Regions from separate parts of the Homo sapiens genome. Here all the other regions are linked to region 3. Evidence: chromatin loops called from intact Hi-C (ENCODE). Cell type or tissue: natural killer cell. All regions are shown on one strand. Each heading gives the region's core, and the rest is flanking DNA. Links, peaks and the distances in the headings are about the cores only. Region 1 overlaps AOAH (acyloxyacyl hydrolase). Region 2 has its middle 65 kb from the start of AOAH. Region 3 overlaps ELMO1 (engulfment and cell motility 1).

What was found. Hi-C counts contacts between places; a loop is a spot of excess contacts. Peaks named below come from ENCODE experiments on the same cell type or tissue, not always from the same donor. Only the 100,000 strongest peaks of a DNase experiment are listed, where the experiment ranks them.
Region 1: it touches region 3 in a loop (3-fold over the local background); 7 of 110 quality-filtered maps call a loop at or near these places.
Region 2: it touches region 3 in a loop (7-fold over the local background); 6 of 110 quality-filtered maps call a loop at or near these places.

Annotation. Positions count from the first base shown.
Region 1 is chr7:36,674,380-36,682,303 of GRCh38, forward strand. All of the region lies in intron 2 of AOAH (acyloxyacyl hydrolase), which reads right to left. Among named protein-coding and RNA genes, the nearest start is that of AOAH, 46 kb to the right of the region's middle. In natural killer cell, for the core only: no CTCF peak of the experiment used is centred there; DNase peaks (open chromatin) are centred at 3,722 and 4,292; H3K27ac peaks cover 2,060 bases.
Region 2 is chr7:36,785,621-36,793,305 of GRCh38, forward strand. No RefSeq gene overlaps it. Among named protein-coding and RNA genes, the nearest start is that of AOAH, 65 kb to the left of the region's middle. RefSeq lists an enhancer at 2,352-2,501. In natural killer cell, for the core only: no CTCF peak of the experiment used is centred there; DNase peaks (open chromatin) are centred at 2,621, 3,541, 3,661 and 4,761; H3K27ac peaks cover 3,723 bases.
Region 3 is chr7:36,857,940-36,868,880 of GRCh38, forward strand. It overlaps ELMO1 (engulfment and cell motility 1), which reads right to left. Exons shown (of 22, transcript NM_014800.11): 21 at 3,720-3,797. Among named protein-coding and RNA genes, the nearest start is that of MIR1200, 56 kb to the right of the region's middle. In natural killer cell, for the core only: no CTCF peak of the experiment used is centred there; DNase peaks (open chromatin) are centred at 6,252 and 7,292; H3K27ac peaks cover 3,991 bases.

The DNA of each region.
Region 1 (7,924 bases), core at 1,969-6,968, 190 kb before region 3:
AAATGTAGCTCTGTTAGAAATGGTCTTTTCTGGTGTTTATTCAAAGGAAAATACTTCACTTGGGGTCCTTAGTTTTTGCTGTTGTTATCCCAGAGGTAAAAGGAGATGACAGTTACAGGTGATCCTGCACTGCCACCTTCATCACAGGACATAGATACACTCCACACAAATACTCCTACTAACAACATAATCTCCCCTGACCTATGAGAGCACATGAATGTTTTGTGAGTTCCTCTATCCACCCAATGAAACTTGTTAGCTCTTTGGTCCTGTTTCTCCAGTTTGTGAGTCTATTGTGGAGCCCTGGTAATTCAACTCAGGATCTTAGCAGAGTTAGGGACAGATCAGCTGTCCTGGAAAGAGCTAGAAAACCCTGATTAAGGAGAATCTATCTTGTCATGATGTGTCTCACATAGGGGGGCCCGGGCCTTGCTGGATGATGGAGTGGTGAAACAAGATAAATATGGGAATGCTCCCTGGTACTTCAATTTTGCTTAATGTTAAATAATGTGAAATATTATTTTTGTATTAAAATAGATCTATTCTATGACTTTTTAGACAAAAAAGTACGAGACTTTAAATACACTGTGCTCGGCTGGGTGCAGCGGCTCACGCCTGTAATCCCAGCACTTTGGGAGGGCAAGGCGGGTAGATCGCCTGCGGTCAGGAGTTTGAGACCAGCCTGGCCAACATAGTGAAACCCCGTCTCTCCTAAAAACACAAAAAATTAGCTGGGTGTAGTGGCAGGTGCTTGTAATCCCAGTTACTAGGGAGGCTGGGGCAGGAGAATCGCTTGAACCCGGGAGGTGGAGGTTGCAGTGAGCCGAGATCGTGCCATTGCACTCCAGCCTGGGCAACAAGAGTGAAACTCCGTCTCAAATAAATAAATAAATAAATTGTGCCTTTGAAGTAGGCAATTAAAACTGTGTCCTCACATTATGAGTGACCTTAAAGAAATAAAAAGGATTATAATGGAATGTTATGAACAGGTGCATGGCAATAAATTAGGTAACTTAGATAAAATAAAAAATTCTTAGAAAGACACATAATGCCCAAATGGACTCAAGAATAGACAATTTTAAGAAACATATAACAAGTAAAGAGATTGAATTAGTAATTAAAAACTTCCCACAAAGGAAAGCCTAAGACCAGCTAGCTGCACCAGATAGGATTCATTGGCAAATCTACAAAAAAGTTAAAGAATTACTAACAATTTATCAAGAATTCTTCCAAAAAATGGAAGCAGAGTGACCATTTCTTAACTTATTTATGAGGTTAATATTACCCTGATACTAAAACCAGAAACCTTCCTCCGAAAGAATGTAGACCCAAATCTCTCATGAATATAACCACAAAGATCCTCAACAAAATACTAGCAAATAAGATCCAGCAATACAGAAATTATACACCATGATCAGGTGGGATTTATCCCAGGAATGCAAAATTGGGTTAACATCTGAAAATCAGTTAATGTATTACTCCCATATCAACAACATAAAAAAAACCATATGATTATCCAATATAGGCAGAAGATATTTGACAAAATATAACACTGCTTCATGATTTTATTAGGAATAAAAGGGAATGTCCTCAACCTAATAAAGGTTATCTACAAAAAACCTGACAACTTACATGATATTTAGTGGTGAAAAATTAAATACTGTCCCCTCACTATCAGGAAAATATAAGAATATCTGCAGTCACTACTTTTATTCAACGTTATAAGTTCTAGCCAGGAGAATGAGGCAAGAAAAAGAAATAAAAAGCATTCAGATTGGAAAGTAAAGATGTAAGACTATCTTGTGGCTGATATGATCTTCCATGTAGAAAATCCTAAGGAATCTATTAAAAACTATAAGAACAAATAAATAAGTTCAGTAAAGCTGCAGGATACAAGATCAATATGCAAAACCAATTGTATTTCTATGTAGCAGAAGTGAGCAAATAAAAACTGAAATTAAGGAAAACAATTCCATTTACAGTAGCATCAAAAAGAACTAAATTCTTAGGAACAAACTTAACCAAAAAAAGTGCAAAATATATACTCTGAAAACTACATTGTTAAAAGAAGTTAAAGTAGACCTAAATAAATGGAAAGACATTCCATATTCATGAATTGGCAGACTTAATATTGTTAAGAGGGCAATTCTTCCCAAACTGATCCACAGATTCAATGCCATCTCTACCAAAAACCTAGCTAACTTCTTTGCAGAAACTGAGCAGCAGATCCTAACATTCATACGAAAAGTCAAGCGACTCAGAACACCAAAACAATATTGAAAGAGAAGAACAAGTTGGAGGACTGACATTGGGAAACAATTTCAAAGCTAGACAGCTACTGTAATCAAGATAGCATGGTATTAACATAAAGACAGACATATGGATCAATGAAATAGAATCAATAGTTCAGAAACAAACCCTAACATTTAGTCAAAAGTGCAAAGACCATTTCATTGGAGGAATTTAACAAATGGTGCTGGGACAACTGGACAGCCACAGGCAAAAGAATGAATTTGGACACTTACTTCACACTATATACAAAAATTAACCCAAAACGGGTCAAAGACCTAAATGTAAGAGTGAAAACCGTAAAATTCATACAAGGAAACACTGGCATAAATCTTACTGACTTTGGGTTAGGCAACGTTTTCTTAGATATGACACCAAAAGCACAAGCAAAAGAAGAAAAAAAAAACAGAGAAACTTGACTTCATTAAAATAACAATAAGTTTTGCACTTCATAGAACACCAACAGAAAGTAAAAAGACAGCCCACAGAATGGGAGAAAATTTTTGCCAATCATATATCAAATGACCTATCACAGTGCTAGAATATATAAAGGACTATTACAACTCAATAATAAAAAGACAAATAGTCCAATTAAAATATGTACAAAGAATCTGAATAGACAGTTTTCCAAAGAAGATATACCAATGTCCAAAAGCCACATGAAAAGATACTCAACATCATTAGCTACCAAGGAAATGCAATTCAAAGCCAAAATGAGATACAACTTCATGTCCACTATAATGTGCTATAATAAAAGAGAGAATAATATGTGTTGGTGAGGATGTGGAGAAATCAAAAGCTTGTACAATGCTGATGGCAATGTAAACTCGTGCAGCCAGTTTGTAACCAGCCTACCAGCTCCTCAGACTGTTTAACATAGAGTTACTATGTGATCCAGCAATATGATCCAGTTTATATATGATCCAGCAATGTGATCCAGTTTATATATATATATAAACATATGTCCACACAGAAATGTGTACACAAATATTTATAGCAGCATTTTGCATAATAGCCAAGAAATGTAAACTCCTCAAATACCTATCAGCTAATAGATCAACAAACGTGGTATACCTATACGATGCAATATTATTCAGCCGTAAAAAGTAATAAAGTTATAATACATGCTACAACATAGTGAATCTCTAAAACACTATGCTAAGGGAAAGAAATCAGTCACACAAGACCAGATATTGTATGATTCCATTTATATGAAATGCCCAAAACAGGCAAAGTCATAGACACAGAAAGTAGATTAGTGGTTTCTTAGGGCTGGAAAGAGTGGGTGTTTGGGGGCGGATGCTAAAAGGCATGTAGTTTCTTTCTGGTGTAATGAAAATGTTCTAAAATTGATTGTGGTGACTGATGAACACGCAACTCTATGACTGTACTGAAAGTCACTAAATTGTACACTTTAAATGAGTGAACTGTACAGTATGTGAATTGTAGCTTAATAAAAGTGTTTAAATACAGATTCCCTCTCCCTTGGGATCCTTTTTAGGGGTGCTACTGTGGAGAGGGTCAAGAAGCTCTGATGTCACAGTATACTCAGAGACCTGCATTTCATTCAGTACCAGCCCACTGGCTTCTGGCCTTGGAGAAATTGCCTCCCCTTTCTGGACTTCCATTTCCTCATCTGAAAAATGTGGGTGTAGGATTTGGTCTCTATCACTATAATGTCTGCTAAGTTTGGGGACTTTTGTAAGAGATATTCCAAATTAAATGAAGGAGCTTTGGAAAAAAGTTAAAAGTACTGCTAATGCAGAACTGGCTTAGCCTAGAGCAGAGCAATTTAAAAATGGACATTAGGGTGTTCTTTGATAAAGTTCTAATACTGGCTGAAAGGCAGAGAAAATTCATCTTCTTTCTGGTAAGATAAGCAGTGTGTGTGTGTGTGTGTGTGTGTGTGTGTGTGTGTGTGTGTGTGTGTGTGCGCGCGCGCGCGCGTTAGAATTCTGTTTAGCTCAAGTCAAAGAGGATGGCTGCAGGTTCCTTCCTCCCTGAGCAGAACCATTTGAATAGTTTCCGGTAGTCTTCTGTGATTGTTAGCTTGAGAGGCCCCTGGAGCAATGGCTGATATGGGACAGGAAATGCTCTCTGAGAGCTAAATTCTGAGAGCAATCCGTAAGGGTACAAAGCAGAAATATGCAAAATCTCCAGAAAGAGCCAGCTATCCCCAGTCAGCCATGATCAGATGGTAACCTGATTGTTACTGATACACCTGAAGAAAAATTTGGCATTTACATATTGACAGTAGCTTAGCTAAAGTAAAAATTATACTGTTAAACTCTGCCTGTGACAAGGATCATACAAGAGTATTTAATTTCTACAGATTAAAAGAGACTTGGAACAGCATAGGAAAAAAGAAAATGTGGCTATTCCAAAGGACAAAATAAAGTTAAAATAAGACCAATTAAGTAGTTATCATACATTGGGTGTATACAGATGTATGTGTAAATAAAACATAGGACATTCCAATTTGTAAGTTACCTTCATGTTTACCATCACTTCCTTTCTCATAAGAATCTTTTCTAGTTCTAGATCCCTGAGGAATCACCACACTGTCTTCCACAATGGTTGAACTAGTTTACATGTACCTTAGAACTTAAAGTACAATAAATATATATATAAAAAATAAAAATAAAAAAAAGTATTGAGGCCTCAAAAAAAAAAGAATCTTTTGAGGGGGTAATTATTTTTATCCTCATTCTATAGACAAGAACATTAAGACTTAGAGAGCTTAAGATCACAACATAGCAAGTGGTTCAGCTGAGATTAAAATACTCCAAAAGGTCTTGTTATTTGTAGTATACATTTCAATGTGCTTAGGACATTTTATTTGATGCCTTATCTACCTCAAGTATAGCAGATATTGTTATACATTATTATATGTATAATATGTATACATTATTATATGTATAATATGTATACATTATTACATATGTATAATTATTATATACAAACTTGAAGCACAGTGCCACCAAGGGACCACATAATTATTTTTTTTTGAGACGGAGTCTTGCTCTGTCCCTAGGCTGGAGTGCAGTGGTGCAATCTCAGCTCACTGCAACCTCCACCTCCAGTGTTCAAGCAATTCTTCTGCGTCAGCCTCCTGAGTAGCTAGGACTACAGGCACATGTTACCACGCCCAGTTAATTTTTGTATTTTTAGTAGAGATGGGGTTTCACCACGTTGGCCAGGATGGTCGTGATCTCTTGATCTTGTGATCCGCCCGCCTTGGCCTCCTAAAAGTGCTGGGATTACAGGCATGAGCCACCACAACCGGCCAACCACACAATTTTATAAGTACATATTCTGGGATGCATTCAGACTTTCAGAACCTCCAGAGTAGGCATGAAGTGCCTTCTTTCTTTTAAGACTACATGAGTTTTTAACAATTATATTCCACAGAGATAAAATTTCTGCATAGGTGACCCAGGAAAGTGAACTTGTAGCAAGACTCTCAGGGCATATGATTCTGTTGACCCCTGACTAGTGAGAATGATTCCATTAATCATTTTCCATTAACAATTCCGAGATTCTTCCAAGGTGCTTCCTAATGAGAGCCAGAGGCAAAAGCAGTGGATGAAACTGAGGGTCAGAAATGCTTTGCACGATTAGAAAAAAACTGTCTTATAGGGCACAGGGAAAGGCAACATGATTTACTAAGAGATTATTCTCAAGAATGGTGCTTACGCGATTTCCCTGCTAAAACTTTGTTTTTTGTACTTTTTTAGCTTTGGAGGTGAAAGTAATACTTCACTGAAAAATAATTTAAAAATAATTGTGTGTTTATGTGCTTAATTTCATATCCTTCTGTCCCCCATTCACCTGGCCTACCAGACAGAAGGCAATGCAATATTGGATCCCAGTAGGCACTGTGGGTCAGGCCTATTATGTCTTCCAGGAGAAATCCTTAGCTAGGAGAACGTCTATCTTTGCCACCCCATACAACTGACATAACCATTCTGTTTCTGTGTCTTGTTTTTCTCATCCATAAAATGGAAGCAATACTGCCCATGGTGTCCTTTAACCTGAACTGAGTGTTCTATTTTCAGCTGGAGGTAAAACAAGAATTGATAAAATGAAAATAACTCCCAATAACCTTCTTAATCCTTTAAAATTGCTCCAGTTGAAAAGGCAACCCATCACTGAAAACCAAAATATTTATCCTGTTTCCCTTGGTGAGATACCGGTTTCCACTTCACCAGAATCTGACTTTCAGCCTCTCACTTGATCTTACCAGGCTCTGACATTTCCTGTTCGAAGTCAGAAGAAGCTAAGATGGTACCTTGAACCAGCAATCTTGTTTTGGGTTGTTTTATATTTTGCTAGTATATTAAGAAGAGGGAATAATCTAGGAAATAGGATTTTTAGTCGGTCGTTCACCTTCGGACGACGCAACTTTGCCAAAAAAGAGAACATCTAACTTGAGGTTATACCTGCCAATGCTGTCTATCACACAGAAAGGCAACCAGTTAAAACAAAGCTTAATGATAACTGTGACTGTTCTTCACTGTTTTCCTTCTGTAAAATAGTAATAATATTTTTCTTCTTCTTCTGTAACTCGGAGATGTGAAAATACAAAGTAAAGCTTATAACAAATTGTGAATGTTCAATAGAGGAATAAACAAATAAAATATAGAACTTATATGGTAAAGAAGTATAGAGTAATTAAGAGACTTGACCTAGGCCTATATGCCTTAACATGTATAGATCTTAAAATCATGTTGCGTGAAAAAAAAACTTGCTGAGCAACGCATACAGTAGACCATTGATGTCAAATTAAAGCCTTCGCAAGGGAGGAGTATGGAAAGATGGTGGTGGAGGCAGCAGAATTTTGAAATCTCTTTGAATCTCTACAAAAGAAAAAGGAGTGTAATCCCAGCACTTTGGGAGGCCGAGGCGGGCAGATCACCTGAGGTCAGGAGTTAAAGACCAGCCTGACCAACATGGTGAAACCCCGTGTCTACTAAAAATGCAAAAATTAGCCAGGCATCCTGATGGGTATAATCCCAGCTACTCGGGAGGCTGAGGCAGGAGAATCGCTTGAACCCAGGAGGCAGAGGTTGCAGTGAGCCGAGATTGCGCCACTGCACCTCAGCCTGGGTGACAGAGCAAGACTCTGTCTCCAGAAATAAATAAATAAATAAATAAGAGTACCTGAATAGCAAGACCGAAAACCCTCAGAAAGCAGTTACCACAAAGCTAGGTATATCCATGAACCCCAATGTGCAATTAGGTGAGAATAAACCACTTCGCAACTGCAAGACCTATGGGCCATCAACTTCTGTGAGGGAGAAAGTAGAGGGAAGCAATGGATGACAGATAAAACTGAGAACAGGAGAATCCCCAGATAGCTGACAGGTGTTGAGCAGAAAGCATGGCAGGCCAATTAGAGAACAGCCACTGGACGGGGAGGGGTTTTGCCCAATCAATAGCTGGTGAATGCAAAGAGTTCAAGACTAGAAGGAATTAGTGGCTAGAGTCATCTGGCACCCACAAGGGACCCACTGGAGCTCCCTTCCAGGGCAAGGCCCACACTGAGGAGTAACTTTTGGGGATAGAGAAAGTCCAGATGAAAGTAAATAGGGAAACAGTCAGAAAAATCTCAGAAAGCAAGCTGCCACAATTT
Region 2 (7,685 bases), core at 236-5,235, 76 kb before region 3:
CATTCAACAAATATTTTAAAAAGGATTGCTATGTTCCAGACACTGGGCTAAGTATACTTGACTCGACAGGCTTTGTTTGGGGTTTGTAAGTAGATCTATTGGGCACAGCCCTAGAGGCAAATTCTTTCTTCTTGAATATTATTTCTATTTACAGCATTTCAATAGCAATAGCTCTGTGCGGATTAGACTGCCAATGAAGTTCACTACCTTTTGCTTCTGCTTGCTGTTCTACATAATGGCACATTGTGAAAAGCCGCAAGTATAGAGCGGGCACGACTTCTTATAATTAAGTATACGGGTAAAAGCACAGCTGAATTTGGAATTTTGCATAAGGGAGTTTTCTAGGCTTTTTTTTGGCTTTAAAGAAAAAGCACAAATAAGGAGGCAGAATACAGGAGAGGAGACAGGAGTCCGGAACAAAAGCAAATAACCTAATGAGCTATTCAAAGGCAAATTCACAAACTGCGCTTCTCGAAGCCTTAATAAGAAGGATGGAGGCCATCAAATCAGGTGAGGAGTTCATATTATTACTGAGAATGTGCTGTCTGGAGAAAGGCAATGGAGTATCACCAAAGAAGCAGCATTCTGGTAAAAAAAAAAAAAAAATTCTAGATCAGAAATCATAGAACATGTTTCTTTGTTCAGAGCTTCATAACTCAGTCTGCGGAGTGGATAATGAGTGTGTAGTTCCCTATTCTACCCTCTGGCAACTTTGAAGGCTGTTCCTTTTCTTTTTAAGTACTGCCCCATCCTCTCCCATCATAGAAGGCAAGCAGAAGAACTTCAAACAGTACAAGTGTATCTTATAGCACACGCTAGATTAGTTCCTTTACTACTTTATATAAACTGATATTTCTTAATGAATGGATAAGGCTTGAGAATTGGAATATCCGCCTCTGCTTGAGGTCCTGCTGCTGTGTAAACTGTGGACAAGTCACTTAACTCCTCATTTCCCTTGATTCATTCAGTCATTCAATTACCTCATCTGTGAAGTGAGGGTAGTGTGTAGGGATCAACTGGAACACAGAGGGGGCTTTAGGAAGCCAAGAATCACATCAACTTGTATAGAAAATAGTCTGTGTAGTCCAGACGCAGTAGCTCAAGCCTGTAATCCTAGCACTCTGGGAGGCTGAGGTGGGTGGATCACCTGACGTCAGGAATTTGAGACCAGGCTGGCCAACATGGTGAAATCGCATCTCTACTAAAAATACAAAAATTAGCCAGGCGTGGTGGCAGGTGCCTATAATCCCAGCTACTGGGGAGGCTGAGGCAGGAGAATCGCTTGAACCCAGGAGGCGGTGGTTGCAGTGAGCTGAGATTGTGCCACTTTACTCCAGCCTGGGTGACAGAGTGAAATTCCGTCTCCTCTCAACAACAACAACAACAATAAAAAAAAAAAAAAAAAAAAAAAAAAGAAAAGAAAAGAAAATGGTCTCTGTGTGTATCTGCTTGTTGATGTGGATCAGCACATTTTACCAGATTCTCCAAGACTTTTGTGGCCCCTAAAAAGAATTATACAACTCAGAACCAAAATAGATTACTCAAATCCTATTTTAAACTAAAAAATTCTACAACTTTTGGTTTAGATTACAATTTTAGAACTGCCTCCCTCAAGTCCTTTTCTTGAACATCGATTGATAGTGCCTTTGCCAACTCTGGGTTTAGGTTCCTATCCTCTTCCCAGTTTTAATGATCTATAAACAAATAAAGCAGTGTCTTAACGAGGAGATGTCATCAACTATATTCAAAGCATTCTAATTTAGAAGGCCATTTTTTATGGTTTCATGAATATGCCCTATTTTATCTGTTTTAAAAATCATGGTTTAATATTTGTTTTTTTATAACGTGCAAGGAACTACATACAGCTTGAGATAGTTAATACGGTTTCAGACCAGGAGAAGATCTTGCAGTAGTATTGGCCAAAAGACCTTTCTGAGATGGTGGAAATGTTCCATGACTCTCTGCTGTCCAATATGGTGGCCATTAGCCACAGCTGGCCATTGTGCACTTAAAATGTGGCTAGTGCAACTAAGGAATTAAATTTCTAATTTTATTTACTATTAATTTATTTAAAATTAAATAGTCGCAGGTGGCAAATGACTATCACATTGGACAACACAGCCTTAGAGAATGTCCCACATGATCCATATTAGGCACAGGAAATCCCATAACACCTTCTAAAGCAGGCTTTCTCAACAATGATGCTATTGACATTTTAGGCCAGATAATTCTTTGTTGAGCGGGGAGGATAGTCCTGTGTATTGTAAGCTATTTAGGGGCATTCAAACCTTTACCTACTAGATTTCAGTAGCACCTTGGCCCCCTATGCCCGCCCCACCAGTTGTGACAATGTTTGCAGACATTTCCAAATGTCTCCTGCAGGGCATAGATGCCCCAAGTTGAGAGTAAGTTGTCCTTGAAATTACTCAGGGATTAGGCACCCTGCCAGATAGACCACTTTTATGCTAGGTTCTTGAAATTATTAGGAGGTTATTTCATACATCTTGCTGCTCATAATTTCTTCTCCTTGCTAGTCTTTATACTTGGTAATTGTGGTAAGCTGCTGAGGAGGAAGGTGAAAATAAACAAGCTAGTTGAAATGTGTCAGTGTCAACAGGAAACACATCAATAGTGGTTAAGAGTGTGAGCACTGAAACTACAGAGAATGGGTTCAGTTTCTGGCTCTGTCAAGAACTAGCTGTGTGATCATTTGCAAGTTAATTCAGTTCTCTGTTTCTCAGTTTTCCTGTTTGTAAAATAGAAATGGTATAACCAGAGTTGTTTTAGGATTAAATGCAATAATGCCTATAAAATGCTTGGCTATTATTATTAGCAAAAATAATAACAGCAGCACCCTACTTTCTTGTTGTCCTAATTGTTGTTAAATATAGTATCTCATGTGACCTTCCCAGTTATTTTTTTGTTTTTATTTTTTTGAGACAAGGTCTCACTCTGTTCCCAGGGCTGGAGTGCAGTGGCTTGATCACAACTCACAGTAGCCTTGACCTGCCGGGCTCAGGCGATTTTCCCACTTCAGCCTCCCGAGTAGTTGAGACTACCAGTGCATGTCTTCGTGCCCAGCTAATTTTTTGTATTCTTTTTTGTAGAGATGGGATTTCACCATGTTGCCCAGGCCGATCTCAAGCTCCTGGGCTTGAGCGATCTGCCTGCCTTGTTGTTCCAAAGTGCTGGGATTTACAGGAGTGAGCCACTGTGCCCGGCCCTCATAATTTTGTAGATATTGTTATTCGCATTTGATGAGTGAAAAATGTTGATGCTCATACCGCTTAAGTGATGTGGTCAAGGGCCAGCTTGGTTGGTAAGAATGTCAGTTCACCCAGTTCCAATTTGAATGTTCTTTCTGCCAGAGAGAAAGACCTCCGCACTATCACGTGATCTTACCTTCTGTGTCTGTGATGTTCAGTCTGAGTGGTCCAGGTAGGGGGAGCCTACGTATTATAGGAAGATCCGAGGGTGCAAAGGGCTGAGAAGCCACCTACCAAGATTTCAGCCTGAAACACTAAAGCCAGGGGTTCTCAGAAGCCTGTGGAAAGCTGCTGTGAAGCTCCCTCTGCACTGGGGGCTGGATAAAGCCACCAATGCAGGATAAAGGCCTCTGCTAGGTTCCTCACTGGGGTTGGCATGTGGGTCCTCCTGGGAATGGCATTCTGGGAAATGTAGTTCCTGCTTTGCTTCTGAGGTGCAGAGGAGACCTAGACAGGGCTGGTGGTGATGCTGAGTTGGCACCTGAAAACCCAGCACACGTCCAAGAGAGTCATTCCATCACCAGGAGATTAGAGGAGGCAGGGTGGTGTGTGGGAAAGGCCTTGGGTCCAAGTGCCTCCTGTGGCACCTACGCGCCAATTGGGCAAGTCACTCCACCCCTCAGGCACTTTGCCTATCAGGATCAAATAATATAAGACACTGGCTGATTCTCACATCGTCTGTAACACAGTGGGCACTCAGTTAAGGTTGTTCTTGCACCTCCAGCTACAAACAGACAAGTGTATTCTGAGGGCTATTTGTCCGGAGAGCTCTTGAATATTTTGACACCAATGCTCTTAGAGCAGAGATTGCCAGTTGCCCCCATCCCACTCTTCTTTCCGCCATAGCAATAGAGGCCCCATGGCAGTTCTGAGGAAGTCACATTCTGGCCTCTTTTGAAGCTTGGTGCAGCCACATCCTCACCTGTGTCTGTAGCCAGAAGTGATGCATGCAATGTCCAGGCTTGCCTTTGAAAGGAAATGGATTTGTGCTGCCTCCCTGCTCCCTCTTTCTGCTTGTTGTGATGGGCCGTACTGATGCGAGCAGGGCAGCCAAGCATCAAGCCAGGAGGAATTGGGCTCCTTGTCCCTCTGGGATTGCCGCACCAGCCAGGACAGCTTGAGCTCAGACTATCAGGTAAGTGAAAAACAAACTTATCTTGTCGCAGCCCCTGAGGTCTCTTTGTGATAACAGCTTGGCCTGTATTCTAACCATATATCATCAGATTCAAAAACTCCTACATAATTGCTCAATTATGATATTAAGGCAGCTTTCTGTAGGGGTGTGAAAGCTTGCTTGAGACAGATTTCAAGCCAGAATGGCCAATATCTCACTTAGCCAGCTAACTTTATTTTGAGAGACAGAGCCTGAAAATATTGGGTGAGCAAAACCAGTGTCGAAGTTAGGGAGAAGCATAAACGTCAGGCATGGACTCTGAAGGGAGCTGAGATGCCCCCCCAGGGGAAGCAGGCAGCCCTCTAACGCTGCAAGGTACACTGCTCACGGTGACAGGAAGGGTGATGAGAAATGCTTCAGATGTTTAAGTGACATCTGAATCCAGTGACATTTCCTGGCTTCCATGAGCACTGCTACTATTAAAAACAAACATATTTGACGGATGGAGCAATGCTTCCCGCAGCTGATGCCTGGGCGATCTGTGTTTATCAGAGCTGCATGCATGCTTCTACCAATAATCATAATTTAAAGATTCAAAGTGATAAAAGCATCACAATGAAATATCTGCCTGCCTTCACTGCAGGGCTGGCTTCACAGACACAAAGAAATGGAAGGTATCGCCACAGTTGTGGGGATCTCGGCATACATGTTTATGGTGCCATTTACTACGTCGTAACCTCCTCAGTAGTATTGATGTCCTTTCTCTAGACCGTGAGTCCTCTGTGAATTACTTGCCTTTGCACCTTCTGCTCCTAGAATGATCAATAAATATCTAAATGAATGAGTCTAGTTCAGCCTTCTCACTTGGCAGTGATTTGTTCAAAGTCAAAATTAATTAACTGCAGAAAAAAATCTGACTCCTTTTTCTCTGGTAAGCTGAGAATGACGGTTTTCTCCAGGCCTAGATGACTTGGGCAAATCTCTTATTAGGATTCCTATAACCCAGATCCACATAAGCACACAAACACAGAAAACCACACACCTATATACACAAACATGCACGTAGATACACACAAACACCCAAGCACATGAGCAAAAACAAAACCACACAGGCTTTTACACAAAACACGCACGCATAATCACATGGGTTATACATGTGAATTTCAGATACAAAATGAGCAATTTTTTAGTACAGATAAGCCCTAAATAGGCATGCGTAAATACACACGGACATACTTATACTAAAAGAATGATTTGCTGAAATAATTTACCTGCAATTCGAATTAAATTGTGCACCCTGTATTTTTATTTGCCAAATCTGGCAACTGTAACACAAACACACATTTAGATTCACATGCACAGACCCATGCAGAAACACACAAGCACAGACACCCAACGATACACACAAACACATACACACCCAAGACCTAGTTTCTTTTAACAGATCCTGCCAAGACCAAACTGGCCATTAGAATCGTAGTTCTAGCTTTCCCCTGGAGAGCTGGGGAGATGCCAAGGTGAGAGGGAGTGATGAAAGGACTGGTGTGGCTTGGGAAGGAGGCAGGAGGATGAATCTCTGCTCACAGTGGTCCTGTGTGGTGGGGCAAAGGGGAGCCCCCTTCTGCAGGCAGGGATGTGAGGAGTTGCTTTAGAGAAAGGATACCTCCCCCAAGACACACACAGACACATATACACACACATGCACAATCTTACTTCAGCATTTGGAATCACATCAGTCACCGTGAGCAATTTCTTCTGCATGATTTTGTAAACAGGTTCAAGCTCCAGAGAGAAGCTTTTCCCTCTAGAAATCTGTGATGCTGAGTTTACAAGTATCCTTGGCAATGAATGATGGGGTGGGCTTGGATGAAATTCTACCTCAGTTTAGGGAGCTACCGTGTAGCCCCGAGTTACAGAGCTGGTGGGGAATTCCTGACTCTACTTTCCTTGCTGCCCCTCACCCCATGACCCTTTTCCAAGACACAGCCACAAATATTGACTAAGTTCACCTCAGAACAGTCTCAATCTGCCTTTTGCTCTTCATTCCCATGGTCATGGCGCTCCTTAGACCCCTGTGATCTTTCACCTGGATGTTGACCTCAGCCTCTTCCCCCTCACTTCCAACCTGCCAACAAATTTATCTTCTGAGATGTTACCAGAATGAGGCGTCCAGTGTACAGGTTTGATCATGGTTCTCTCTCTCTTAAAATCCTTTGATGGAGGTCAGTTTTCTCCACAATGAACATGAGCATGGCCTCTAAGACCCTTCAATATCAGAACCCATTCCAACCTCAGTTCCCATCTTTTCACCTCAGACATTCTGTCTGGCCACAACAAAATGAATTCATTTTCCCACAAACATCCAGCCAATTACATGGCTTAGCCTCTCTCAGCATTCTCTAGGCATGGAGCATCCTTCACCGCCTCCCTTGCCTAGTGAATTAATTATCCTTCAGATCTACTTCAAATATCCTCTCCAACCCCATCCCACACTGCCTCCCAGTCCTGTGGAATTAGACACTCACTCCTCTGTGCACCCACAGCGTTTGCATACACTTCTTTCTCACTTACCATTATAGTTATTTATTGACATTTGCAAGTGCCTCTCCCCCACAAGCTTGTGAGCTCGTCTGGGGCTGTGGTTAATTCTTATTCATATATGAACCACCAGTGTCCAAGATCGTGCCTGCCACAGAAGACGGTCTTAGGAAGGGATGTTGTTGGTAGAATTTTACTGGTAGCAATGTGCATTGGAGTTCATGGAAGAGGATTTGGAATCAAAGAGACCAAGATTCAAATCCAGCAAACTCCATTTATTAGCTCCAAATTGCATAATATCTCTATAGCAAGGCAGAATAATGCCCCGTCCCATCAAAGATGTCCATGTTCTAATTCTTGGAACCTGTGAATATGTTGCATACATATCAGAGAGAAATTTTGATTGCAGATCAAATTAAGGTTGCTAATCGGCTGACCTTAAGGTAGGGGGCATATCCCAGGTTATCTAGGTGGGCCCAAAGTCATCTCAAATTTCCTTATAAGTGAGAGATGGAGACAGAATTGAGGATTAGAGTGATGCGATGTGAGGACTCAACCCACCATTTCTGGTTTGAAGATGGAACGGGTCACAGGCCAAGCAATGTGGGCCGCCTCTAGAAAGCTGGAAATGATACAGACACAGAGTCTCCCCAGAGAGCCTCCAGAAAGGGATGCAGCCCTGTCAACATCTTGATTTTAGTCTGGTAAATTCCATTGCAGACTTTTGACCTCCAGAATTATAAATGAATGAATTTGTGTCTTAAGAC
Region 3 (10,941 bases), core at 3,568-8,567:
ATAGGACTCAGATGCCAACCCAATGGTGTTCCTACTTGTTCCAGACAGGATAACTTAGAAACTAATAACGACAGTAACTGCAACATATTGAGACACAATTCTGTTTAAAAGCATGATTTCCTACTCAACCCCTGCCCCCAAATGCCTCATTGTTCTTCTTTGAAAGATGCTTACTATTTTGAAAACTGGTAAAGAGAATCAAGTATTTATCCTGCCTACCATATGTAAATTGTATAACTTTAGGATAACCAAATAGTTGATGAGGCCAGTTTCTCTTTATATATCCCTTTAATAAAGAAGGAATAATAAAATTAGGATATCAACCTTTTGCAACCTCTAATGGTTCCAAGGATCCAGACAACGATCATTGTTGGCTGCTAATATCCAAGAAAGGGGAGCAAGAAGTCACCATGAAAGTACAAACACCACTGCTGCTGCTTAGAAAGGGAGCCTGAATTTGATTAATCCTTTAACTACAATTCACAAGACATACAGGGGACCGATGAATATATGAATTATATTGCAGATTGCGGTGGGAAAAATAATACCCGCCTTCCAAAGACACCCACATCCTACTCCCTGGATCCTGTGAATATGTCAGGTTCCATGGAAAAGGGACTTAAGGTTGCTATCCGCTGACCTTAAAACAGAGATTATCTTGGATTATCCAGGCAGGCCCAATGTAATCCCAAAGGTCCTTAAAAGTGAGAGAAGGAAACAGAAGAAGAGTCAGAGTCAGAGTCAGAGAAGTGAGAGGTAGAGGGAGATCTGAGTACGAAAGAGGAGGCTGAAGTGAGGTGATGAAAAGGTTCAACCAGCCATTGCAATGGATGGAGGCCAAGGAGTGCAGGTGGACTCTTGAGTGAAAAAGACAAGGGAAAATTCTTCCCTAGAGCCTCCAGAAAGGAACACAGCCCTGCTGATACCTTGATTTTAGCCCAGGATACTCACATTTGACTTCTGAAGTCCAGAATTCGAAGATAATAAATTTGTGTTCTTTAACACTAAGTTTGTGGCAGTTTGTTACAATAGCAACAGTAAGCTAATACATAAAGTTATAACCAGCACAGTCTAGACTATTAACATTACAGGTCTAATGACCTGTTTTTCCCAATAAATAAATTTCAAGGAAAAAAGGCACATGCTCATGATTGTGAGAGACAGAGAGAGAGAAAGAGAAACCTGTAGATTCAGAGAAACCTAGGAAACATGTCAACCAACTGCAATGCATGGATCTTATTTGCATTCTGACTTGAACAAAGTATGAAAGAAAAAAACACAAATGAGACAATTAGAGACATCTGAAAACTGACTGCACATGGTTTAATAAATAAATACCACATTATTAATTTATTTAAGTGTGATCAGGGTATTGCAGTTATGGTTTTAAATTGAGTCTTTATTGTTGGGAAATGCATACAGGAACATTTATACATAAAATGATATCCAGATTTGCTTCAAAATAATCAGGGGTGGCAGCTGGGTGATGGTGGAAGAGTGGATGGGAGCACAGGTGAACCAGATTGGCCATGAGTTGGTGATTGTAGAAACTGAGTGATGGGCCTGCCAGGAATGTGCGAGCTCAGTGTCTGCTCTTTCTCTTCCTAGCTCCACAGTGCAGGGGTTAAGTGTAGGGCTTCTGGAGCAAGACTGCCAGTGTTTAAATTCCAGCTCTGTCCTCTTACTACTTGTGTGACCCTGGACACGTTTCTTAAGCTCTCTTGCCTCATTTCCCTCTTTTAAATGGGGATTCTTTTAGAGTTATATGAGGGTTAACTGGGGTGAAATATACATATAAAGCATTAATGGTGCCTGGCAGAGAGTAAGCCAGGGTCGTTATACTTACAGTTGACCCTTGAACAACATGGGTTTTAACTGTGTGGGTCACTTATACATGGATTTTTTTCTTCAATAAAACTTATACCAAGTGTGCCTGTCTCTCCTGCTTCCCCTTCCACCTCTTCCACCTCTCTAGCCTCTGCCACCCCTGAGACCTCAAGACCAACCCGTCCTCTTCCTTCTCCCTCATCCTACTCAATGTGAAGACAATGAGGATGAAGACTTTTATGATGATCCTCTTCCACTTAATGAATAGTAAACATATTTTCTCTTCCTTATGACTTTCTTAACATTTTCTTTTCCCTAGCTTACCTTATTGGAAGAATACAGTATAAAATCCACATAACATACAAAATGTGTGTGAATCAACTGCTTATGCTATGGGGAAGGCTTCTTTCTGGTCAACAGTAGGCTACTGACAGTTAAGTTTTTGGGGAGTCAAAAGTTATGGGCAGATTTTCAACTGTGTGGGGGGTTTGGTGCCCATAACCCCCATGCTATTCAAGGGCCAACTGTGTTAACCTTTCTATTGTTGAGGTATTCAGTTCTGGGAGGTCTCTCCGTGCTCATTTGATAAATGAGAATGTCTGTAATAGAACTTTCTATTGTATGGAATAATTATGGAAATAAAATGAGGTAATAGAAGGAAAGTGGTCTGAAGTAATTAAAAGTGTTCACAAGCATATGGCATTTTTCTCTTCATTGTATCTATAAGAAGTGGCAGATATGAATAAAAATCTGGCAGTCCCAGAGCATTTATCCTGATCTGGAATTAATGTACACTGGGGAAAACAGCCTTGCAGAGATTTAAATAACATCCAAAGTTCTACTATTTTAAGTAGTTTTGTACACAGCTCTATACATCTTGAATATGGTGGCCTGTGTAGAACCACAATTTTATTTAAAAACAGAAACAGTAGAACACAGTATCTATTTTCAGAAAGATGAAGACAAAGTCTTACCCTTCAGCAAACTAAATGTCAAGTGACACAGAATTATATTTAAGCACCGTTCTAAATGCAGGATTTGTGTCTAATCTTTCCTCTCTCTTTGGGATATACAATTTTATTCAAAAGCTTCAAACCAGTGAAAACTAGATACTGAATAACTTCTAAATGAGCTAAATGTCCTAGGGGAAATGGGGAACAAAAGTCAGATTCTATTAAAATGTTCTCTTCCTTTCTAAAGCTGTTTATGCAACCACACGCAAAACAAAAATTTGAATGGTATCATCTAAAAATAAAAGTTTCAAGCATGATGTTGGGTTCCAGTTTATAAAAGAAAGTTAAATCAGCCATAACTGCTACTTTATCTTACAAATGCATTTTCCTAGATTTATGCTAAATATTTTAAATATAGCTGACAGCGTGCTACAAGAAGAGAAACAAATTATACATATAACAAGATGTCAGAAAGGAATAAAAGCATCTCGAAAATAAAATCCCAACAGCAGAGACAGCCCTAAACCTCTTAAAATAGCTTAAAGAAATTTGGTAGAAAACCTACTTCCTCAGATGTTTTAAAGAAGAGAGACCAGTTTATCTTGGGAAAATCCAGACCAAAAACGAAAAATTCAATGAAAACCAAAGCTGTAACCAGGGCCGCTTCTTTCTCTGGATTAACAAGTATACCTTTGCTGCATTTGAGGCCTTTTACATCCTTTTTCTTTACCATGAACTATCAATCAAGCTACTAAGAAGTTGAATCTGTTGCAACGGGCAGTTTGTCAAGAGGTTTCTATTCTCCTCCAAGTCAGCAAGATGCCCCTTGGTTCATCATTTTTTCAGGCAGGTCTATTTTTCTTAAGTAAAATTTCTTTCTATATTTTTCTTGAGAAAAGATAACATTATCTCATAAATTATCACCCCCGAGACCCTTACCTCATGCTTGTCAGGAGCGATGAAGTTCAGTTGGCAGTTTGAGTCATACAAGATGGAGAAAGCGAGTTCAAGCACCTCCTACAAGAGATGAGAGAAAACAGCACCTTAAGGAAAATCGGCACATTTCATTTTGCAGTTGCAAATGGCTGCACATTGACCATGGCATAGGGCCAGCTTGTCTAGCCAAGCGGAGCTGCAATGAGGCTGATGGAAGGAGGAACCATGCTCTTCAAGGTTCACGGCATGATTCCTTCTCTCCATTCACGGCGGTCTGTGAACTATCTCATTTAATTCGCATGCAGCCCATGTAGCAAGTGTTTTCATCTCCTTTATGAGGTGGGGCTTAGAGAGGCTCAATGAGTGTCCAAGGTGACAGCACCGCCTGCCTCCTCGCCCGCCACCAAAACTGTGTTATTCTCCTTTCTTCAGCATCTCCCTTCCAGAGAGGCCACAAAAACAAACAAACAAACAAACAAACAAAAACCCAGTAAACTCCCAATCAACAGGATTAAGGACTGCCCTTCCTTCTATCATCCTAAGAAAGACAGAGAGGCCCACAGAGGTATGAATTCCCTAAAATGTGGACGCTATGCCAGCTTTAAGGAGGCTGCTAGGTGAACCCATTATCTTTATATCTGTCCTTTGACCTTTAAGCTACTGTACAGCAAAGGCTACACAAAGCTTAGGTCTTACCCAGCAGAGACTGCAAGGTATAATCGAGAAGCACGGGCTTACTCATTGGTGAAAACCTACGGAGTGCACGCAATGAGCCAGGCCCAGAAGTCTAGGAACCAAGTGACATTTTTCATTTCATTGCAGGTGAATGACCAATGACCAAGGCACTCAGTGCCATGTCTAATATGTACATTAAGCCACACTTCTCAAACTGTACATGCTGTACCAATACTGGGTAAGACGATCATTCTAGTGGTCTGAGCGGTCAGCAGAAGATGAGAGTCATCAGCTCTTCTCAGCATCCTGAGGACTCCTAGTCTGGAAGAGAAGAGCCAAGTGTATCCAAACCAACGCTCTACACTGTTCCAGCATGGAGGTTCCAGTGTGCCTTCCTTCTCTGTGCTTCTATTAGGCACCAGTGATGACCATCCCTCTCCCCTCCTGTGATCTGTGAGCCACACTGCTCAGTAATTGCCCACAAAACATTCTTTCTTAGGGAGCCAATCTCTTCACATCATTCTCTACCTTAATATCTGTTAGAGGGTTTGTCTTTGGCCTGTGACTCACAGCAAAAATGCCCCAGAAAGATAAAAGGCAAAAAGATGAGGTCAGTGCCTACAGATTTCAGAATTTCAGACGGATTAAAGAATTATTCCAAAGTGGCTGCATCCCTGTCCTGACACAGTCCATCATCTAACTATTTCTGGCTCTCATGGAGTTCTCAGTGTCTGGTTCACCTCCAGCTGTCCCTCATTGAGAGGGGGCAGGTCTTGTTCTGAGGATAGATCTACCAGCGTCTCACACTCAAAAGGTCTCCTCACCTTGACAGAAATAGAAACAAGCGAAGGAAAGAATGCTGAGTCGTGGAATGGGAGCTATTCTGCAAAAATGCTCTCCTCATTTTCTATTCTTCTTTAGGCCCTGACTCAGGCCTACCCAGTAAAGACAATAATGTAAAAAGGAAGGGCGCCGAAACAAGCAAACAAACAAAAACAATTTGCCATTAAGTATAGCATCTGTTCCCATAACCATCTCTCTTGGGCCTTTTAATTTACAATTAAAATAGTCACAGACTTACTATTAGTACTATAAATTCATATCATTCTTTTTAAAAAAAAATCAATATGAAAATACATATCAAGAACCAGAGATGCTATGCCTGAGATAATTTCAAAAGAAAAATTCAAAAGAAAGCAAAAGCCAAATATTATTATCTGAAAGAACATTATGAGAAACTAACCTCTCCCTCTTTTGGGTAATAAAGAAATCATAAATTAGCCACCAAGGGAAATGTATTTGGCCATTCAGTAAGATAATTATAGGGAGCCAAAGTTAAGTGGAGAAAAGCACGAGACATGAACACCATGTACACACTGATCACAATTATGAACAATTCCTACTTGTGGACAGAGACTGGAAAGAAATATGGGAAATGAAAATAATTATGGTAAGGTGATAGGTCATAGGTCATTATCTCTTCTTACAACTTTTTTTTCAACAAAATGCTAAGCTATAATTTCAAAAATTCATACAAATTGTACTCAGATTTGGCATGTTCATTAAAATGATGATTTCTTTACTAATCTTAGAGTCATTTATTAGGAAAACTCTCTGACTCATGCTTGAGAGATTGAAGAAAGAAAAAGGAGGGAGTGAGCTTTGCTTCTGAACAACCAGTCAGGATATTACAGTGGCGTGAGGGGGCCCTTGGAGGTAAACAGGAAAAGGTAAAGTTCATCCAGGCCCCTTTGGGCTGACCCTGGGTGACAAGTGCCTGACTGCTCAGGGAAATCACGTGGCTGATCACCCCTTGCTGACAAGAGCCGGTGTGAACAGCACTGCAGCCCAGATGTGCTCCGGACAGGGTGCTGAAGTCACTTGAGACCACAGTGTCAGCGTGGTTATTGCTGTGATACTTTCTCTTCTGCAGGGGGATGGAGAAGGAAGGAAAAGGAGCAGGCAAACTTTCAGCTTTGCCCTTCTATGACATATACCACTCACGACATGAATGATCAGAACTGTCATGACCTAGATTCCTGATAAACACAGGCAGGAAATGGGAAATTCGTGAGAATGTCAATTCCCACTTTAATTTCACCAAAGCTGCCTGGGAGGGGGTGGGAGGAATTAATTCTCTGAGCTGCATGTCTGTGTTAAAGGGTGTTATCGCTTGTAATGGGTTTTATTGATGTCTCTGGCTTGCTGTTGTTGAGTCATTGGTGAAGGTCAGCTCTTCAGCACTTGGAGCGGGGAGGCTGCAGAGCCAGGAGCAATAGCACCTCTCAGGCTAATACTCCAGAAACTGCCACCTGTCCACACTGTCCATGAGGGAGAAGGCGCCAGGTGGTGGTGGAGTAGACTGTCACTGATCTGTGCCCCCCTCAGGGCCTACTTGCCTCCACACACCACAACACTCACTTAGACATCGAATGTTCAGGGGCTTTGTTGCTCATGACCGAAGCTCTTTTATTCCTCTGGATTTAGTGCAGTGAAAAATTACATCTAGAAGCAGCTTCTCTCCATTCTCTGCTGCACTGATGCCTGCTTGCCACCTTGTCATGTGGAGGAAGCCTGAGTCCTAGGGAGAGTGGAGGCAGAGGAAAGTGAACATCCTTCCATGCCCTGAGGCCCCTGACCTTTGTATTCAACACTCTGGCCCTGGGACAGAAGACAAGGCACGCTGTGTCAGCAGATGCTCAGGAAAATGGTTCCTGGGTTTGGGGACTGCCATCTTCCATGGGTCAAATGAGGAACCGACTGATAACAAGAGTAGAGTTGTATGCAACATATTTTCAGTGTGCAGTGTTGGCTGCCAATCCTTACATTGTTTGACGGTAACTCACCACATATGGCCATTTTGCTAGCATTCACTTAACTATGTTGGTTCTCTATCTATCCAGGTCATCATGAGGGTAAAACCTTTTGATAAAAGACACAGGATATAACTCGGCATGTGTGTGGGTGTTAAATTATGGTCACAGAAATAGCAGTAGATTTCAGAACTATAGCTTATTGCTGTCCAGATATCTAAGAATTTGAGTTTCTATTTTAGAAGGCAAAAAACACTCATTCATGTAGTACATAACAGAGATTACCTTCTTCAGGCAGTTACAACTCTCCAGCCCCAATCTATCTTAGCAGCGTAACCGGCCAATAGTTCTCCAATCCATATTCTTCTCCCCATCCCCATCCATCCTATACTCTGAATTCAACATTCCCAATTAGAGGATGCTTTTCACATGAGCAAAGGCCCTTGTGCCTTTTCAGACTTTTTCCTCCTTTTGGAAAGTCTTCTCCTCATTCTCTGCCTGGCCAATTCCTTTTCAAAAGCTAGATCAGATGCCATGTCCTGCATCACCTTTCTCAACTCTCCCAGGCTCCATGTTTAATTTTTTTTGGCATAGACATATTGAATTGTAATTGCATATTTAAATATAAATGTTATCTACTGGACACCTAGGGCCAGGGGCCAGGTCATATTTATCTTTGGATTCCTGGCACCTAGGACAAAGGAGATGCTCAATACATTGCTGAATGAATGAATGAATGGATGATGAATGAAGTAAATGTGAATAAAGGACTTTTTGGCTAAGACCAGGGTTTTCAAACTGATGCTAGAACATCAGCTTCAGTAGAATATGCTTCCTATTTCAGGTTTAAGCATCACACTGGAAAAACAAATGCTTAATTCTGGCAAATGGGAAGATGGAAGCTTCTCATACACCAAATATACTCCTATCTGAATCAATGGATCTTCACTCTGGTGATTTCATGTTGACTGTTGACCTAAAAGCCCCAAATTCAGTGAGACAAGCACCAAGAATGCCCACCTTAAAGCACACAGCCACAAATCAGCTTATTTTTATAAATTATAGAGTTTGAATTTAGAATCCTTAATCCTTGCAAATCAAAACCTTCCAACTGAATTTCCATCTACTCATGGCAATTCTTTTCAAGTCTCAATGAGAAACTTTCTGATCCCTGTGTGAAGAACCCACCATTTCTTGTCTCCGTAAAAATGTGCCTGCTGCACTGAACTCTGTTAAACATAACAGACTCTAAGCTCCAGAAAGACAGGACCCCAGCTACCCCATTTAGTCCTGTGCTATTTCAGGCACTCCCATGCTGACTGAGTGGATGACTGACTACATGAACAAATGCCTCTGCAATAGACACCTCAAGGGAAAGGACCAATTTTCTTCTTTCTGTTCTCAGGGCCCTGCTGGGAACATCAGCAGAGACCGAATGGGTGAGAGGATGATCAGTTATCAACACTCTGCCATTAACAAAGTATCTCTTTTACAGATGCCAATGTCTCAGTTTGCCTTGCTCGGTGATTAAGTTAACCATGGGTCTCATGGCACAAAATGTCAAAAGCTGTTCCACAGCTGGAAAAACTGTCCAAAGAGCCAGCAATTTGCCTTGGTTGTCATCCATCCACTGTGTACTGACAGACCTCTTATGAACACATTCTGGTCAATTCTCCTTTTAGGCTGCAGGTCCCCTTTTCCTACCCAGAAGTCCCAGAGGTAGACAGGAGGGCACCTCTGGAGTACGGGGAAAGGGGTGTGGGTTGGGGGGTTCAGCAGGTAAAATCGTGGCTTTCCTTCTGCCTTTTGATGTTTTGCTTGATGACATGGTATATATGAACACTAGTAACATTGCAAGACAAGTAAATTCCATGTATATGCTAATTAAAGGGCCAGGCTGCTTGAAATTCTGCTAGTCTTATCCCTCATGGCAGACTGGAAGAGCCCAGGGTAGCTAGAAATACGGGCCAGTGAGTCCCAGGAAGTAGCCTCTATTTGCAGTCTTATCTGTTTACAGTGGCGTACTCCATCCATCCATCATTCTCCAGCTGTCCATCCATCATCCATCTATCCATCATCATCCATCCTATGTTTTATGAGTGTCATGACAATATGTGAAAAATAAAGGTTGCAAAACATCATTTACTCGGTTTTACTTTTTTAGTCTCCTTTAAGGAGAGAGGAGTCTGATACAAGGCCAAATATACTACCTCACATGTTCAAATGAAATCATCTCCACATCTGTTATATGGGTGACTCTCATTTTTTTCTTGGTTAGCCAGGCTAGAAGTTTATCAATTTTATTCATCTTTTCAAAGTACCAGCTTTTGGTTTTGTTGATTTTCTCTACTGATTTCAGTTTCATTGATTTCTACTCTAAATTTTATATTTCTTTTCTTCTGCTTGCTTTAAGCTTAAATTGCTCTCCTTCCTTAGTGTCCTGAGGTGGAAGCTTTATTGATTTTCGTTCTTTCTTCTTTTCTAATGTAGTCATTCAATGCTATAAATTTCCCTCTAAGCACTGCCTTCACTGCATCCCACACATTTTGGTAAGCTGGATTTTCATTTTATTTAGTTTGAAACATTTTGTAATTTCTCTTGGGAATTCTTCCTGGAACTGTGGGTTATTTACAAGTGTGTTGTTAAATTTCCAAACATTTGGGGGATTTTCCAGCTGTCTTTCTGCTGCTGATTTCTAGTTTAATTCCATTGTGATTTGAGAACATACTTTGTCTAACTGCTATTCTTTAAATTTTTTAAGACATGCTTTACGGTCCAAAATGTGGTCTATCTTGGTGAATGTTTCCTTTGAGCTTGTGAAGGATGTGTATTCTGCCGTTGCTGAGTGGATTAGTCTATTAATGTCAATTAGATCAAGCTGATTTATGGTGCTGTTCAGGTCATCAATATTCTTGATCTTCTGCCTGCTTGGTCTACTGATTACTGACCAAGGGAAGTTGAAGTCTCCAATATATTAATAATAATGAATTTGTTTATTTCTCCTTTCTGTTCTATCAGTTTCATAACTCATGGATTTTGATATCTTCATGTTAAGTTCAGACATGTTAAGGATTATTATGTCTTCTTGGACATCTGACTTTCCACATTCCACGGTGATGGTTTGCCTGCAACCTCAGTTCTAGGATAGGTCCAAGAAAACTTGTTGATTTCCGCTTTGTTCTGCTTCTTCTTCTTCTTCTTCTTCTTTTTTTTTTTTTTGAGACAGAGTTTCACTCTTGTTGCTCAGGCTGGAGTGCAGTGACATGATCTCGGCTCATCGCAACCTCCACCTCCTGGGTTCAAGTGATTCTCCTGCCTCAGCCTCCCAAGCAGCTGGGACTACAGGTGCCTGCCACCAGGCCTGGCTAATTTTTTGTATTTTTAGTACAGACGAGGTTTCACTATGTTGGCCAGGCTGCTGGTCTCGAACTCCTGACCTTGTGATCCGCCCGCCTTGGCCTTCCAAAGTGCTGGGATTACAGGCGCGAGCCACCACACCCTGCCCGCTTCTCCTTATTCTGAGGATGGGAGCACAACTCTCAAGCTCTTTATATGTTGGGGCTGAAACAGGAAGTCCCTCCACACCTATTTTACATAATTCCCTCTATCTTTATTTAGCACACTTGAATTCTGGCAGGTTGCTATTTTTCCAGGTACACCCTTCCTGGTCTTCTCTGGGTTGCAGACTCCCAGACCCCTATTATTGCCAATTTCTCCACACTGTTTCCAGCTCAGCC